2 separate regions of the Homo sapiens genome follow, and region 2 is linked to region 1. Evidence: read pairs that join two places in POLR2A ChIA-PET (ENCODE). Cell type or tissue: PC-9. All regions are shown on one strand. Links, peaks and the distances in the headings refer to the core of each region. The heading gives the core; the rest is flanking DNA.

Region 1 (8,000 bases), core at 1-8,000:
CACCTAGACAGCTGTGGGGCGCAGGACCAACCGCACCCCAATCTCTAAGCCTGGGTTTTTCCATACGTAAAAAAATGAGGGCAGGGCGGGTTAGACACTAGACCAGATCTGTGATGACAGGCCCGTTGGAAGGCTGGAGGCGGGGCCCCTCGCTGAAGGAAAATGCCTTACCTCCAGAAGTGGCCCGCCCTGGAGTGGCCAGCAAAGGGGGCATTGCCCCTGCGCTGGAATACACCCAGAAGCAGGGTGTGAGCAGGAGCTGCGGAGACCTTCAGGGACAGGACAGTCTAGGGAGGGGGTGAGCCCTTTGCAGATCTCCTGCTTATGCCAGGAGAAAGGTAAACACCTCTCAAACACACAAGGAGCCAGGGGGCTGTGGGCTGGAACCTATAGCCGGCAACAGCGTATAGCTTAGGATTTTATAGCATTGTTCTACCCTAGTTATGTTTCCTATACTTTTGTTTGTTTGTTTGTTTGTTTGTTTGTTTGTTTGAAATGGAGTCTCACTCTGTCGCCCAGGCTGGAGTGCAATGGCACGATCTTGGCTCACTGCAGCCTCTGTCTTCCAGGTTCAAGTGATTCTCCTACTTCAGCCTTCCTGAGTAGCTGGAATTACAGGCACCCGCCACTAGGGCCCAGCTAATTTTTGTATTTTTAGTAGAGACGGGGTTTCACCATGTTGGCCAGGCTGGTCTTGGACTCCTGACCTCAAATGATCTGCCCTCCTCAGCCTCCCAAAGTGTTGGGATTACAGGCGTGAGCCACTGCACCCAGCAATTTCTTATACTTCTATGAATGGCAATTAACTTAGATAGTTTTTAGAATGTCAGGTTATGATATGATGTTTCCTTTCCAAATAAATGTAACAGAAAGGAAGCTCACTCATTCAAAGCCATGCTCTCCCACACAGTCACCCCACAGCCTCAGGAGAGCACCTGAAACTGGCGGGGCTGAATTGAGAGGTCAGTATCAGATACACACCAGATTGTGAAGATTTTGTAGTTTTTAAAAAAGGAATGTAAAATGCCTCATTTTTTATATTGATGACAGGTCGAAATGATAATAGTTTCATATGGGATTGGGTTAAATAAGTTAGTAATATTAATTTAGCCCATTTCTTTTTACTTTATAATGTGGTTACCAGAAAATTTTAAATTACATATATGGCTTGTATTTTATTTCTACTGGGCAGTGCTGATTTTTTTTTTTTTTTTTTTTTGAGACAGGGTCTCACTTTGTCACCCAGGCTGGAGTGCAGTAGTGTGATCATAATTCACTGCAGCCTCTAACTCCTGGCCTCAAGCAATCCTCCCACCTCAGCCTCCCAAGTCCCTGGGATTACAGGCATGCACTATCATGCCCTGATAATTTTATTTTTATTTATTTATTTTTTGAGACAGAGTTTTGCTCTTGTTCCCCAGGCTGGAGTGCAATGGCGCAATCTTGGCTCACTGCAAGCTCTGCCTCCTGGGTTCAAGCGATTCTCCTGCCTCAGCCTCCTGAGTAGCCAGGATTACAGGCATGCACCACCATGCCCGGCTACTTTTTTGTATTTTTAGTAGAGAAGGGGGTTTTGCCATATTGGCCAGGCTGGTTTCGAACCTCTGACCTCAGGTGATCCACCCACCATGGCCTCCTAAAGTACTGGGATTACAGGTGTGAGCCCCCACGCTTGGCCACACCAATAATTTAAAAAGAAATATTAAGCTGGGCGCAGTGGCTCACGCCTGTAATCCCAGCACTTTGGGAGGCTGAGGCGGGCGGATCACCTGAGGTCAGGAGTTTGAGACCAGCCTGACCAACATGGAGAAACCCCGTCTTTACTAAAAATACAAAATTAGCTGGGCGTGGTGGCGCATGCCTGTAATCCCAGCTACTCTGGAGGCTGAGGCAGGAGAATCGCTTGAACCTGGGAGACGGAGGTTGCAGTGAGCTGAGATCGCGCCATTGTACTTCAGCCTGGGCAATAAGAGCGAAACTTCATCTCAAAAAACAAACAAAAAAGAAACATTAAGTAAATGATAGTACTGGTAGTGTTTGGGCATGGCAAAAATCCCTTCGTTGATAAAAGAATATTTGAAGTTTGGGAAACGCTAAACAAGTCCATTCCCGCCCCCCTCATTTTACAGATGAGGAAACTGAGGCATAAAGGGAGTGTGACCTGTCCGAAGGCCCAGACTGAGCCAGAGCAGGTGGCACTGGGGCTGACACCCAGGGTCCCCTCCCGCCCACTCCCATCCCCACCTACCACTCACCTTTCGATTGGGGGTGGTAGAGGAGGAGGTCCGGGCCTGTTTCTGGGGGTTCCGTCCTGAAAGGTTGAACTGGGAAGGGTTCATGGGGACCCCAACAGGAGGAGGTCCCAGCAAGGACTGGCGAGTGGCCTGGGGAAAGAACTGTTGCAAATTTGGAGTGGCCAGTTGTGGGGGTGTGAGGCTGGGGGCTGCGAGGCCTGGGGATGCCATGCCATAGCCTCGGAGGTTACCTGCAGGCAAGAAGACAGGAGAAGAGGGGTCACAATGTGGTCGGGTGGCAGAAGGTAGGGTCAGGCATCAGTGCCCCAGAGCATCATGGGAACATCCCAGATAATTGAAAGGGACCTTCCCACCCAAGGGCAGCCAAAGGGAAGAGATGAGAGCTGAGGCTCAGCCCCATCTTGGGCACTGATGGTGAAGGAAGCTTTAGGGCTCTTTTCTGCCCCAGCTAGGGGTGGGGGTGTTGCCTTTAGCATTCCCCAAAACTCTGCTCACCCTCAGGCATGCTTTAGAGTCTGCCATAGAGTAGGTGAGAGACTTAGCACAGCCCATAGGGAGAACCAGCAGGAGGGCTGGTCCCTGGGATAACAAGACACCCACCCCCACCCCTACCAGCTACCCTTTATCAGCAGCAACTATGAGTCAGGCACTGTGCTAAGCCCATTCCTCACACTGCCTCAGTCCCTCGGCCCAGCAGGTTTCAGGGTGGGTGTTATCTCTACCGATGACAAAACGGAGACAGAGTGGAGGTGCAGCTTGCCCAGGGTCGCTACGAGGGACACTGCCATCCACCTACCGCCCCAGCCAGGATTCTGGGGTATTCCTCATTCCTCCCTCTCTTTGCCCTATTCCATGCAAGCCATCCCCACATACTATCAACTCTGTCTCCTATGCCTCTTCCCAATCTGACTTTCCCGCTCCATCCCCACTCCCACTCCCTGCCTCCTCCCAAAACCACTTGATCCTTTGCCTGAATTCCAGCCACAGCTTTTGCACAAGATGGCAGCAAACAGCGATCTTTCGCAAACCATATTCTGAGTTCATCTCTCCCTTCTGCCCAAACACTTCCATAGCTCCCTGCTGTTGGGTAGCAAAGGCCATTCCTCACTGCATGGTCTGGCCCTTCCCACCTTTCCAGCCTCCTTTCTTGCCATTCTCCCCACATGTCCCCACTATATTCCAGTCACATGTCCCTGTGCCGTCCTTCAGACATCCTGCCTCAGGGCCTTTGAATATGCTGTTCCCTCTGCCTGGGCTGTTCTACCCACTGACACCCTTCAGACCTCCCTATAGGTATCTCTCCTCCAAGAGACCTTTGCAGACTGTGTCCCCAAAGGCCCCAGCTTCCAATTATTCTAGGACGAGCTACATACTTCATACTTTCCTTGTCTGCTTTTTTTTTTTTTTTTTTGAGAGGGAGTCTTGCTCTGTTGCCCAGTCTGGAGTGCAGTGGTGCGATCTTGGCTCACTGCAACCTCTGCCTCCTGGGTTCAAGTGATTCTCCTGCCTCAGCCTCCCGACTAGCTGGGACTACAGACGCCCGCCACCACACCTGGCTAATTTTTGTATTTTTAGTAGAGACAGGGTTTCACCATGTTGGCCAGGCTGGTCTCAAACTCCTGACCTCAGGGTGATCCGCCCACCTTGGCCTACCAAAGTGCTGGGATTACAGGCGTGAGCCACCACATCCAGCTCCTTATCTGCTTTCTGCTTCACATCATCTAACTCAGCTCTGCACCTCAGGGGAAGCCCAGAGCTTGGGAAGTATTTAAGGGATGAAAGGCAGTTGGAACTCTTGCCCCAGTGCTGGGATGGGAAGCACAGGGGTTAAAGGTTAAAGCATGGCGTGCTGTGAGCGCTGGGTTCAAATCCAGACTCTACAGTGCAAGCTCTGTGACCTTGAACAAATCACTTCCCCCTGCTTAGCCTGATTTCCTGATCTGTAAAAAGGGGATAATAATAGCACTTGCCTCACAATGTTTCATGAGTATTCAATGAGATATACAAATGTGCCTGGTACATAGTAAATGTTCAATTAACATTAACTTGAAACAAATACATATACACATATGTGCAGAGAGCCAACCAGCTCTTAAAAACAATAAGACAAAAGATGAAACAACCTAAAAGAAAAATGAACAAAGGACATGGACAAGTCACAAAAAGAAATAAAATGTTCAACAGACAAATATAAAATGTTCAATTGCACTAGCACTCTAAGAAATGTAAAACATTCATGACATAGCTTCTTTTTGCCAACCAACTTAATTATATGTATATATACATTTATATATATATATAAAAAGCATATAATACCCAGTGTTGCTGTGGGCATGGTGAGACCGGCAGTGTCATACGTGGCTGGTGGCATTGCAAACTGGTCCAGTCCTTTAGGAAAGCAATTCGGCAATACTTATCAAGAGCCATAAAACATCCATCCCCCCTGACTCAGTGAGAAAACAATCTCAAACAACATATTCATCCCAGGGTTACTTAAAACAGCAAAAAAAAAAAAAAAACCCAAAACAAAACAAAACAAAAAATTAAAAAAAGCAAAAGAAAGAAAAAAGCAAAAAAAAAAAAAGGAAAGAGCCAAACAGCTAAGAAGGTTTAGATAAACAAAGGCATAGCCCTCTGGTGCAATATTAAACAGCTATTAAAAATAATCTTAACACAGATGATCAAATCCTATGGTAAACGATCATGCCATTCTATTCAGTGACAAAGAAACAGGGTACAGCCTGGGACTTATATCAATCACAATCATCAGATACAAATCCCCAAGTCTGTGCCTAGAAAAAAAATGGGATGAAAGAGACAAAAATGCTGACTGGTGGTTTTCTTCAGGTGGTGAGTGAGTCAACAGATGACACTGTGGGTTTTCCTATCCCCATTTTTAACCTTTTTTTCCACTTTAAAGAGTGTGACTTTTATTCTTTTGTTTGTTTTTGAGAAAGGGTCTTGCTAAGTTGCCCAGGCTGATCTTGAACTCCTGGCCTCAAGCAAATCTCCTGTCTTGGCCTCCCAAAGAGTTGGGATTACAGGCATGAGCCACTGCACCTGGCCAAGAGTGTGAGTTATTTTCCTTTTTTTTTTTCTTTTTTTGAGAAAGGGTCTCGCTCTGTCACCTAGGCTGGAATGCAGTGATACAATTTTGGCTCACAGCAACCCCCGCCTCCTGGGTTCAGCAATTCTCATGCCTCAGCCTCCTGAGTAGCTGGGATTACAGGCGCACGCCACCACGCCCAGCCAATTTTTTTTTTCTTTTTTTGAGACAGGGTCTCGCTCTGTTGCTGGGCTGGAGTACGGTGGCGCGATCTCAGCTCACTGCGACCTCCACCTCCCAGGTTCAAGTGATTCTCCTGCCTCAGCCTCCTGGGTAGCTGGGACTACAGGTGCACACCATCACACCTAGCTAATTTTTGTATTTTTAGTAGAGACGGGGTTTCACCATGTTGGCCAGGATGGTCTCGATCTCCTGACCTCGTGATCCGCCCACCTCGGTCGGCCTCCCAATGTGCTGAGATTACAGGTGTGAGCCACCACACCCAGCCTAATTTTTGTATTTTTAATAGAGACAGAGTTTCACCATGTTGCCCAAGCTGTTCTCGAACTCCTGGACTCATGTGATCCTCCTGCCTTGGCCTCCCAAAGTGCTGGGATTACAGGCGTGAGCCACAACCCATGGCTGAAGGGTGTAATGTTTTAAATGGGAAAGAAAAAAAGGAAGATGTATATGTATATGTGGCAGGTCCCTGTGTATGGTTCTCTCTCTCTACCTACCTGCTTATCATTTTTAAGTCAGTTCCCAGGACCACATCCATGTGGCCCTGACAGGTCCACAGAGTGACAACCATCTAATCAATACCGACTTGTTATGTAATCTTGGGCACATGACCCCTCTCTGGGCCTCAGTTTCTTCATTTGTAAAATGGGATCATGGTTGTACCTCTCCTTAGGGGGTTATCAGTAGAATCAGGAGCAGCATCTTGGCTGGGCGCAGTGGCTCACGCCTGTAATCCCAGCAATTTGGGAGGCCAAGGCGGGTGGATCACCTGAGGTCAGGAGTTCAAGACCAGCCTGGCCAACATGGGGAAACCCCGTCTCTACTAAAAATACAAAAATTAGCTGGGCATGGTGGCGGGCACCTGTAATCCCAGCTACTCGGGAAGCTAAGGCAGGAGAATTGCTTGGACCCGGGAACCGGAGGTTGCAGTGAGCCAAGATTGCACCATTGCACTCCACTCCAGCCTGGGCGACAGAGCAAAACTCTGTCTCAAAAAAAAAAAAAAAAAAAAAAAAAAAAAAAAAGGAGCAGCATCTTGGAAGGAAGAGCTGAGACTGCTCTCCATATTGGGAAATTGAGACAAGGCCACAGACTTAATGCACAGGGCTAGAGACAACCACTCAGACATCTGGATGGTCAAGAGGCCCAGGCATCGGCCCAGCTTAGCCACTGCTGATGCAGGGCAAATGATTTCCCTTCTTAGCTTCTTCACCTGTCAGATGGCATCTAATCTGAATGTGAGTGAAGTGTGCTGAGTATTGCCCAAAGAGCCAGCACCATGGCCAAGGACACACCTCTGCAATCAGACAGATCTGCATTCAAATTAGCAGCTTAGGGACTTTCACCTCCTGGAGCCTTAGTGTCCTCATGAGTGAACTAGGATGCCAAGAATAGCTCCCTCTCAGGGTGGCTGTGTGGAGTTGAGATTTAGAGCAATGCGCTGCTAGGGAGCTACCACTAAAAGAGACTGAGAAGAGGCCTGGGGCCATCCATACCTTGCAACTGCTGTAAAAGCAAAGCTCTCTGCAGCATGGAGCCGTTGAGGAGGGAGGCTGAGTTGGTGCCCTGGAGATTCAGAAGCGGCTGCTGTGGCTGCTGCGGGGGGAGCCCCCTGTGTGTTGGGAGGGGGTGTCAGAGGGTTATTTGGAAAGTCAGACCTTCCTTCTTCCCCAAGGCTTCTCACCTCCATTCTCTGCCCCACTCTGTGGTAGACAGAGGACCCCTTGGGGCTGGAATTGGTGATCTCCAGGACTCAAACGGGGATGGCACTGGGAAAAAGGATGGGGATCGGGAGCTCCGAGACATGGGTCTGAGTAGCAAGGCTGAAGCCATCGCGCCCGAGAGGGGAACTCACCGGCTGACAGCCATGGGCAACGGGGCCTGTGGTGGGGACTGCTGGAGCAGCTGCTGGAGCTGCAGTAACTGCTGCTGCTGCAATTGCTGCTGCTGGAGCTGCTGCTGCTGTAACTGCTGGAGCTGCTGCTGCTGTTGCTGGAGCTGCTGCTGCTGCTGCTGGCTGAACATGGTGGCTAGGGGCAGAAAGCAGAGTGAGGCAAGGGGTCCCCACCATAAGTCAGGCCTGCTCCCCTCCCATCCACCGCCACTCCCCGCAGCCACAGCCCGCAGAGACTGCTGAGGAGCTTCACAGCTGCATTCCCAGTCCTGCCAAGAGCCTGCCACACTCGCTTGGCCCATCCTTCCAAGTTACCTCCAGTCCTGCTAGGGGCAAGATTCAACCACCCTCCTGCCAATGCCCCCCAGACACTGCCAACAGCCCCTCCTTCAAGTCCCTCCATCTCTCCATTTCTGGCGGCTCCATCCTCCCACCCTCAGCCTCAGCCTCTCTCTGCGCCCATCACTTCCTCACTCACAGCCCCTTTTCAATACCGCAACCCTCTCTGGGCCCCCGGGTGTCAATAACATCGGCACCCGTCCAACCCGGTCACCGTGGTCCTGAG
Region 2 (8,976 bases), core at 1-8,000, 120 kb after region 1:
CAATGTTTTTTGGGAGGAGGCAGTGACCAGCTGTGTGAGATGCTGCTGAGAAGGAGCTGCTGGATTTAACCAGGAGGAGGTCATTGTTGACCTTGACAAGTCATTTCAGGAGCGTTTTGGCGAAGGAGAGTCTGACTGGCATGGATTCAGGGCAGTGTGGGAAGAGAGGAACTGGGGACAGTGACTACAGACAACCTTTCCAGGAGTTTTGCTCTAAAGGAGGCAAAGGAATGCAGTAATTGTAGAGTTATGAGGTCAAGAAAGAGCTTTTGTTTTGTTTTTATGGTTTTTATGTGGGTGTGATAAAATGTGCATAATGTAAAATTTATCATTTTAGCCTTTTTTTTTTAAGAGTTGAGGGTCTTAATTAGCCAGGTGTCACGGTGTGCATCTGTAGTCTCAGCTACTTGGGAGGCTGAGGTGGGAGAATCACTTGAGCCTGGGAGGCAGAGGTTGCAGTGAGCTAAGATTGCGCCACTACACTCCAGCCTAGGTGACAAAGTGAGACTCTGTCTCAAAAAAAAAAAAAAATTACGTACATACTTATATATAAAATGAATCAGCTCCCAAGCCTCTGCTTCACTGACCAGCCAGATCTCCTCCCTGTGCTCATCACTCCATTATTTTCTTGCCTGATCCCCCTACGTCATAATCTCTGTGAGACCTAGAGCCTCATCTGTCCTTGAGTACCAAGTCCCAGCACCCAGAGCAGTGGCTGGCCTACAGGAGCACGCGATTAACACACGTGGGTGGGATGAAAGACAATGAGCAAGTGAGTGTCGTTTTAATCCCCATTTTATAGATAGGTGACAGCTTCAGAGGCCACATTACCCAGTCAGTAAACACAGTAAGCTGAGGTTCCACCCAGGCCCTTTGGCTGTGAAAGCCAAGATGAGTAGCCTGGGGGCCACGCCCCTCCCCCAGGTGCCCAGTTCATACAGGCAGGCAATTGGCAGACGTGGGGGCCTGTGGATTTGTCAGCAAGGTTGCTGGTGGGGTTTTTGTTTGTTTGTTTTGAGATAGGGTCTCACCCTGTCACCCAGGCTAGAGTACAGTCGTGTGATTTCAGCTCACTGCAACCTCCACCTCCTGGGTTCAAATGATTCTCCCACCTCAGCCCAGATCTGGAGTAGCTGTAGCTGGACTACAGACAAGCGCCACCATGCCCGGCTAATTTTTGTATTTTTGGTAGAGACAGGGTTTCACCATATTGGCCAGGCTGGTCTCGAACTCCTGACCTCAAGTGATTCACCTGCTTTGGCTTCCCAAAGTGCAGGGATTACAGGCGTGAGCCACCACGCTCAGCCTGCTGGGTGGCTTTTTCTTTTTTTCTGACATAGGGTCTCGCTCTGTTGCCCAGGCTGGAGTACAGATCTCCATTTACTGCCGCCTTGACTTGCTAGGTTCAAGCGATCCTCCCATCTCAGCCTCCCTAGTAGCTGGGACTACAGGCACACACCAACACCCCCGGCTTTTTTGTTTGTTTGTTTGTTTTTTGTAGAGACAGGGTCTCCTTGTGTTGCCCAGGCTGGTCTCAAACTTCTGGGCTCAAGCAATCCTCCTGTGTGGGGATCGCAAAGTGCTGGGATTACAGGCATGAGCCGCCACACCCAGCAGAATTTTAATTTAAAAGCTCAGCTTAAACACCTCATGATGCTTACACATTTGGTACATTTTTAACAATCGTTGATTGTTCAACTCCATCCGTCTCAGAGTTAAAGACACAGGATAAGGAAAACATCTCCTTATCCAAGTGATTTGGGGTGGTATTCCCAGCTGTCTGAGGCTGTACATTGACCAATTATTTTGGCCATGACTCAGAGTTCCCCTATCCTGCTATCCTGAGATCATGAGAGGCCATCACAGAGTCCACTTTTATCATCTCTATGCCAATAAGGGCTCTAAATGGGGTGGTGTGACAGCCCATGTGCCCTACGTTCAAGTTACCTAATTTTTCCAAAGAACTGAGTTTTGCTGATACCCTCCACTCCCACCCAGCTTTCCTCACCATTTCATTGGATTCTGCTTGTCTAAATATTGCTGATTTTGTTCTGATTTTTCTCTTTTTTTTTTTTTTTTGAGACAGAGTCTCACTCTGTCACCTAGGCTGGAGTGCAGTGGCGCAATCTCCACTCACTGCAAGCTCCGCCTCCCGAGTTCCAGTTATTCTGCATCAGCCTCCCGGGTAGCCAGGACTACAGGCACGTGCAAGCACGCCCGGCTAATTTTGTATTTTTAGTAGAGACAGGTTTCACCATGTTGGTCAGGCTGGTCTTGAACTCCTGACCTCGTGATCCGCCCACCCTGGCCTCCCAAAGTGCTGGGATTACAGGCGTGAGCCACCGTGCCCAGCCTTTTTTTTTTTCTTTTCTGAGACAGAGTCTCACTCTCTCGTCCAGACTGGAGTGCAGGGGCACAATCTCAGCTAATGGCAATCTCCACCTCCTGGGCTTCAGCGATTCTTGTGCCTCAGCCTCCCAAGTAGCTAGGATTACAGAAGTGCGTCACCATAGCTGGCTAATTTTTGTATTTTTAGTAGAGACAGGGTTTCACTATGTTGGCCAGGCTGGTCTTGAACTCCTGATCTCAGGTGGGCCAGGTATGGTGGCTCACGCCTGTAATCCCAGCACTTTGGGAGGCTGAAGCGGGCAGATCACCTGAGGTCAGGACTTTGAGACCAGCATGTCCAACATGGTGAAACCCCGTCTCTACTAAAAATACAAAAGTTAGCTGGGCGTGGTGGTGAACGCCTATAATCCCAGCTACTTGGGTGGCTGAGGCAGGAGAATCACTTGACCCTGGGAGGCGGAGGTTGCAGTGAGCCAAGATTGTGCCATTGCACTCCAGCCTGGGTGACAGAGCAAGACTCCATCTCAAAAAAAAATAATAAAATTAGCTGGAAAAAAATATTTAGCCAGGCATCGTGGTGCACGCCTGTAGTCCCAGCTATTCTGGAGGGTGAGGTGGGAAGATGGTTGAGCCTGGGAGGATGACGGTGCAGTGAGTCATGTTTGCACCATTGCACTCCAGCCTGGGTGACAGAGCAAGACTCTGTCTAAAAAAAACAGGCCGGAAACAGTGGCTCATGCCTATATTCCCAGTACTTTGGAAGGCCGAGGTAGGCGGATCACCTCAGGTCAGGAGTTCCAGACCAGCCTGGCCAACATAGTGAAACCCTGTCTCTACTAAAAATACAAAAATTAGCCAGGCTTGGTGGTGCACACCGGTAATCCCAGCAACTCTGGAGACTAAGGCAGGAAGAATCGCTTGACCCAGGAGGGTCGAGGCTGCAATGAGTTGAAACCGCGCCACTGCACTCTAGCCTGGGCGACAGTGCGAGGCCCTGTCTCAAAAATAAAATAAAATAAATAAATTAGCCAGATACTGTGTGCACGCCTGCAGTCCCAGCTATTCTGGAAGCTGAGGTGGGAAGATGGTTAAGCCTGAGAGGACAAAGCTGCAGTGAGTCATGTTTGCATCACTGCACTCCAGCCTGGGTGACAGAGCAAGACCCTGTCTAAAAAACAAAAACAGGCCGGGTGTGGTGGCTCATGCCTGCCATCCCAGTGCTTTGGGAGGCAGAGGTTGGCATAATCCCAGCGCTCTGGGAGGCTGAGGTGGGCGGATCACCTGAGGTCAGGAGTTCCAGACCAGCCTGGCCAACATGGTGAAACCCTGTCTCTACTAAAAATACAAAAATTAGCCAGGCATGGTGGTACACATCTGTAATCCCAGCTACTTGAGAAGCTGAGGCAGGAGAATCGCTTGAACCTGGGAGGCAGAGGTTGCAGTGAGCTGAGATTGTGCCACTGCACTCCAACCTGGATGACGGAGTGAGACTCCGTCTCAGAAAAAAAAAAAACCAAAACAGGCCGGGTGTGGTGGCTCACGGCTGTAATCCCAGTACTTTGGGAGGCCAAGCCAGGCGGATCACGAGGTCAGGAGATTGAGACCATCCTGGCTAACACGGTGCAACACCGTCTCTACTAAAAATACAAAAAAATTAGCTGGGCGTGGTGGTGGGCACCTGTAGTCCCAGCTACTCGGGAGGCTGAGGCAGGAGAATGGCGTGAACCTGGGAAGCGGAGGTTGCAGTGAGCCTAGATCGCACCACTGCACTCCAGCCTGGGCCACAAAGCAAGTCTCAAAAACAAAAACAAAAACAAAAAAATGATTAACATTTCAATCAGTCAATGGGTAGACTTTGAGTCACGCTGATTATCCACCACAATTGTGGGCGGAGCTCATTCAATAAACTGAAGACCTTTAAGAGAAAAGACTGAGGTCCCGGCCAGGTGCGGTGGCTCACGCCTGTAATCCCAGCACTTTGGGAGGCTGAGCCAGGCCAACATGGTGAAACCTCATCTCGGATACAAAAAATTAGCCAGGTGTGGTGGCGGGCGCCTGTGACCCCAGCTACTTGGGAGGCTGAGGCAGGAGAATCACTTGAACCTGGGAGGCGGAGGCTGCAGTGAGCAAAGATGGCGCCACTGCACTCCAGCCTGGGCAACAACAGAAAAACAACAAAAATCATCTCATTTTCATCTGTGTCTTCCAGTATTAAAGAGGTTGAGTGTCATTTCTGGCTTACTAGCCATTTGGATTTCTTCTGATACACACTTCATCTCATTTGCCTAATTTTGTCGTTGTCTTCTTATTGCTTTCTAAGGGCTCTCTGTATACTATGGATATTAGTCCTTGGTTAATGACACTGCAAATACTTACAATTTTTTTTAATTTTTAATTTTCGTGGGCACATAGTTTATTGAGAATTTTTTTTTTTTTGAGATGGCAGGGGTCTCATATGTTCCCCAGACTAGAGTGCAGTGGCTATTCACAGGCGCCGTCTAGCGCACTACAACCTTAAACTCCTGGGCTCAAGCAATTCTCCTGCCTCAGCCTTGGGAGTAGCTGGGATTACAAGTGCCCGCCACCACGCCTGGTCTGCCAATACTTTCTATCAGTCTGTCATGTTTACTGTCTTTTCCTCCATACAGAAGTTTTTCCTTCTCAGTTGGGTCAAGTCCATTGACCTTTCTGTTACAGCTTGAGTTTTGTGTCTTACGTAGAAAAGGTGCCCCTGCTCTCACTTTCTGCACAGCTATCAGGTCCAGCTCATAGCAGTTCTTCTATTTATCCATCCACTGCCCCAGGAGCTGCCTGGGCATTCACTGCCCCGCACCCCTCTCCAGCCCCAAGGTAGAGCTCGGGCCCTGGGAGTCCCAGGACCATCCCGGACTGGGGAGCTGCTTGGTGTCCAGCCCCGGGCTCAAGCTCTTCTCCAGCTCTGCAGCTACCTGAGGGGTAGCAGCCCGGATAGCATCCTGGATGTTGGTTAGGTCCCACTGGGTCCTCAGGAGGGCACTGTCTAGCGTGAAGAAGCCGTCGCGCGTGCGCCGCACTTGGGTGCAGACAGCAGTGGTCTTTAGTTCCAGGCCGATTTCATGAACCAACTTCCGCAGCTCTTTCTGCGTCTCATGCATGCACTGCACCTCTGCCAGGGACACACAATGACAGACATGGTGGTGAGAGCACAGCCTCTAGTGTGTGGTTGTGAACGCACACCCCTTGGATACCTCCTAGGTGTGTAACAACCTTAGCAAGACCCCTAAGCTCTCCAGGTTGTGCTATTCAGAGGACCTGCCCTGTGGGTGCCACCTGAAATGTGTTAAGACTTGCAGAACCTCAGGCCCCACCGGGACCTGCCAAGTCAGAATCTGCCCTTTTTTGGCAACAGGGTCTCATTCCATCACCCAGGCTGGAGTGCAGTGGTGTGATAACAGATCACTGCAGCCTTGACCTCCTAGGCTCACATGATCCACCTGCCTCAGCCTCCGGAGTAGCTGGGACGTTCTGAGCCATCACAACTGGCTAATTTTTTATTTTTTGTAGAGACAGGGTCTCGCCATCTTGCCCAGGTTAGAACCTGCCTTTTACTAAGACTCGGTTTCCCTATCTGTAAAATGGGAGTTATGAGGAGTAAAAGAAATCATTTATAGAAAGATAAATGATTATCTTTAAAATGTTATTAAGATGTTATCTTAATAACAGAGTTCTGTGCTCAAGCAGAGGAGCAGGCATTAACATGACCAACAGAAAAAAGGGGCGGGCGCAGGCAGAGACAAAAGGAACACAGATAAGAGGGGCCTGAGCTGGGTGGGACTGGGGACGTAAGAGTTGTGTCTGATGGAGCCCTCACAGCTTCAAACATGGGCAGCTCTGGAAATAAGCCACTAAATATAACCTTTGCTTGGTAAGGTCTGGCTTCCAAGGGTGACTTGGCAAGAGATAGGAGAGCTTTTGTTCTGCGAGCTCTGTCATCAGCCAAGTCCAGGCCAGGGCTGGGAAGGAAGTCGGCACCTGATGCCTTGGCCCGCAGAGATCAGGGCCGGCGTGTGCTGGCCTCAGCTGAGCCAGACAACAGTGACCTCTGCAAGAGCGTTCCTGAGTGACTCCCAAACCTACGGGTCCCATCTCACTGCTCCAACTTCCTTGGCCAACCTACCTAAGAGGAATTCCGGAGGTGCAAAGTAGAGGCATCGGATGCCAGTTATCAGCATCGGGGACTTGTTCATGGGCCGGATCAGGCCTCTCACGGCCATCTCATAGGCCTCCTGGGTCTTCAGGTCGAGGTTGGAGTACCTGCAGATCAGGAAGGGGGCTGCAGCTGGGTGGCCCACCTACCCTTTCCCCCACATGAGGTGCCTCTCTGGAAGCTCCTCACTTGCTTTGTGTGCCCTGCCACCGTGGCTCCTCCAGCCACCTTTCCTGCCCTCCTTCATCACCAGGTGCCTGGTAGAGTCAGGAAACCCAGGCAAGCTGGCTCCAGAGCCCAAGCTCTTAACTCCTTGGCTGCTCTTGCCCTTGGGCTCTGTGCTCCAATGATGTGGTCCCTGGTTTCCTTGCCATTAGATCATATACTCTCAGCAGGACAGCTTGGTTCTCTTGCTCTTCTTGGCCTCCCGTTGGCCAACCCAAGACCTGGCACACAGAACCATTTCTTAATGCCAAGAAAGAAACAGGTAGCTCCCGTCTGGTTCTGGGCTCTAAAAACAAGATCCATGGAATCTGCCCCAGGTTTGGGGGAGCCTACGGGAGCCAAGGGCACTTACTGCTCTCCCAGTACCTCCCTGAGGGCCCTACTCACATCACCAGGGCCTTCTGATGGGAGCCTTGGATAACGGCCAGAATGCGGTCCAGCTTCTCTCTGGTCACGTGGTCTGGAAAAGGCAGGGGGTTGTCAATGTACAGGTACCTGCTGAGTATTGGTCACAGCAAACTCCTTCCCCCCAGGCCAGCCCCATCCCTGGAACATGGAGAGAGGATGTTTTGGAGGGATCCCCATGGCGGGGTGGTTGGGAGTCCTTTGAGATTCTCATGAAAGCACTGGACCTCAGAAAGATACTGGATCTCAGAAAGATACACATGACTCAGCAGCAAGGGCACTCTATTTTTTTTTTTTTTTTTTTTTTGAGACGGAGTCTCGCTCTGTCACCCAGACTGGAGTGCAGTGGCGCAATCTTGGCTCACTGCAAGCTCCGCCTCCCAGGTTCATGCCATTCTCCTGCCTCAGCCTCTCGAGTAGCTGGGACTACAGGCGCCCACCACCACGTCCGGCTAATTTTTTAAATTTTTAGTAGCAAGGGGGTTTCACCGTGTTAGCCAGGATGGTCTCGATCTCCTGACCTCGTGATCCGCCCGCCTCGGCCTCCCAAAGTGCTGAGATTACAGGTGTGAGCCACTGCACCCAGACTTTTTTTTTTTTTTTTTTTTGAGACGGAGTCTTGTTCTGTTGCCCAGGCTGGAGTGCAAATGGCACAATCTCAGCTCACTACAAGCTCCGCCTCCTGGAGTCAAGCAATTCTCCTGCCTCAGCCTCCTGAAAAGCTAGGATTAAAGGTACACGCCAAGACACCCGGCTAGTTTTTGTATTTTTAGTAGAGACGGGGTTTCACCATGTTGGCCAGGCTGGTCTCGAACTCCTGACATCAGGCAATCCACCTGCCTTGGCCTCCCAAAGTGCTGGGATTACAGGCGTGAGCCACCGAACCTGGCCTTTTTTTTTTTGAGATGGAATCTCGCTCTGTTGCCCAGGCTGGAGTGCAGTGGTGAGATCTCAGCAAACTGCAAACTTCACCTCCTAGGTTCAAACGATTCTCCTGCCTCAGCCTCCCGAGTACCTGGGATTATAGGCGTGCACTACCATGCCCGGCTAATTTTTTGTATTATTATTATTTTTTTTTTTTTTTTTTGAGACGGAGTCTCGCTTTGTTGCCAGGCTGGAGTGCAGTGGTGCAATCTCAGCTCACTGCAACCTCCGCCTCCCAGGTTCAAGCGATTCTCCTGCCTCAGCCTCCTGAGTAGCTGGGACTACAGGTGCCTGCCACCACGCCCGGCTAATTTTTGTATTTTTACTAGAGACGGGTTTTACCATATCAGCCAGGCTGGTCTCAAACTCCTGACCTTGTGATCCACCCATCTCGACCTCCCAAAGTGCTGGGATTACAGGCGTGAGCCACTGCGCCCGGCCTCTTTTTAAAATTTAGAACAGTAGCCAGGCGTGGTGACTCACACCTGTAATCCCAGCACTTTGGGAGGCCGAGGTGGGCAGAATACCTGAGGTCAGGAGTTCCAGACCAGACTGGCCAACAGGGTGAAACCCAATTTCTACTAAAAATACAAAACATTAGCTGGGTGTGGTGGTGTGCACCTGTAATCTCAGCTACTCCGAAGGCTGAGGCAGGAGAATTGCTTGAACCTGGGAGGTGGAGGTTGCAGTAAGCCAAGATCGCGCCACTGCACTCCAGCCTGGGCGACAGAGCGAGACATCGTTTCAAAAAAAAAAAAAGAAAAGAAAAGGAAAGGCTGGGCGCGGTGGCTCATGCCTGTAATCCCAGCACTTTGGGAGGCCAAGGAGGGCGGATCATGAGGTCAGGAGATCCAGACCATCTTGGCTAACATGGTGAAACCCCGTCT

The links. ChIA-PET counts read pairs that join two places held together with the same protein. Peaks named below come from ENCODE experiments on the same cell type or tissue, not always from the same donor. Only the 100,000 strongest peaks of a DNase experiment are listed, where the experiment ranks them.
Region 2: POLR2A ChIA-PET joins it to region 1 with 18 read pairs; 6 of 35 experiments call an interaction of 5 or more read pairs at or near these places.

The regions. Positions count from the first base shown.
Region 1 is chr9:128,183,292-128,191,291 of GRCh38, forward strand. It overlaps CIZ1 (CDKN1A interacting zinc finger protein 1), which reads right to left. Exons shown (of 17, transcript NM_001131016.2): 2 at 7,397-7,571; 3 at 7,038-7,153; 4 at 4,572-4,643; 5 at 2,256-2,485. The coding sequence starts at 7,566. Among named protein-coding and RNA genes, the nearest start is that of CIZ1, 4.3 kb to the right of the region's middle. In PC-9, for the core only: CTCF peaks have their summits at 717 and 916; no DNase peak of the experiment used is centred there; H3K4me3 peaks cover 710 bases.
Region 2 is chr9:128,304,382-128,313,357 of GRCh38, forward strand. TRUB2 (TruB pseudouridine synthase family member 2) reads right to left here. Exons shown (of 8, transcript NM_015679.3): 6 at 7,148-7,220; 7 at 6,506-6,642; 8 at 778-5,494. The coding sequence ends at 5,169. Among named protein-coding and RNA genes, the nearest start is that of TRUB2, 14 kb to the right of the region's middle. RefSeq lists a silencer at 1,689-1,983 and an enhancer at 2,869-3,163. In PC-9, for the core only: no CTCF peak of the experiment used is centred there; DNase peaks (open chromatin) are centred at 570, 3,060 and 3,490; H3K27ac peaks cover 5,160 bases.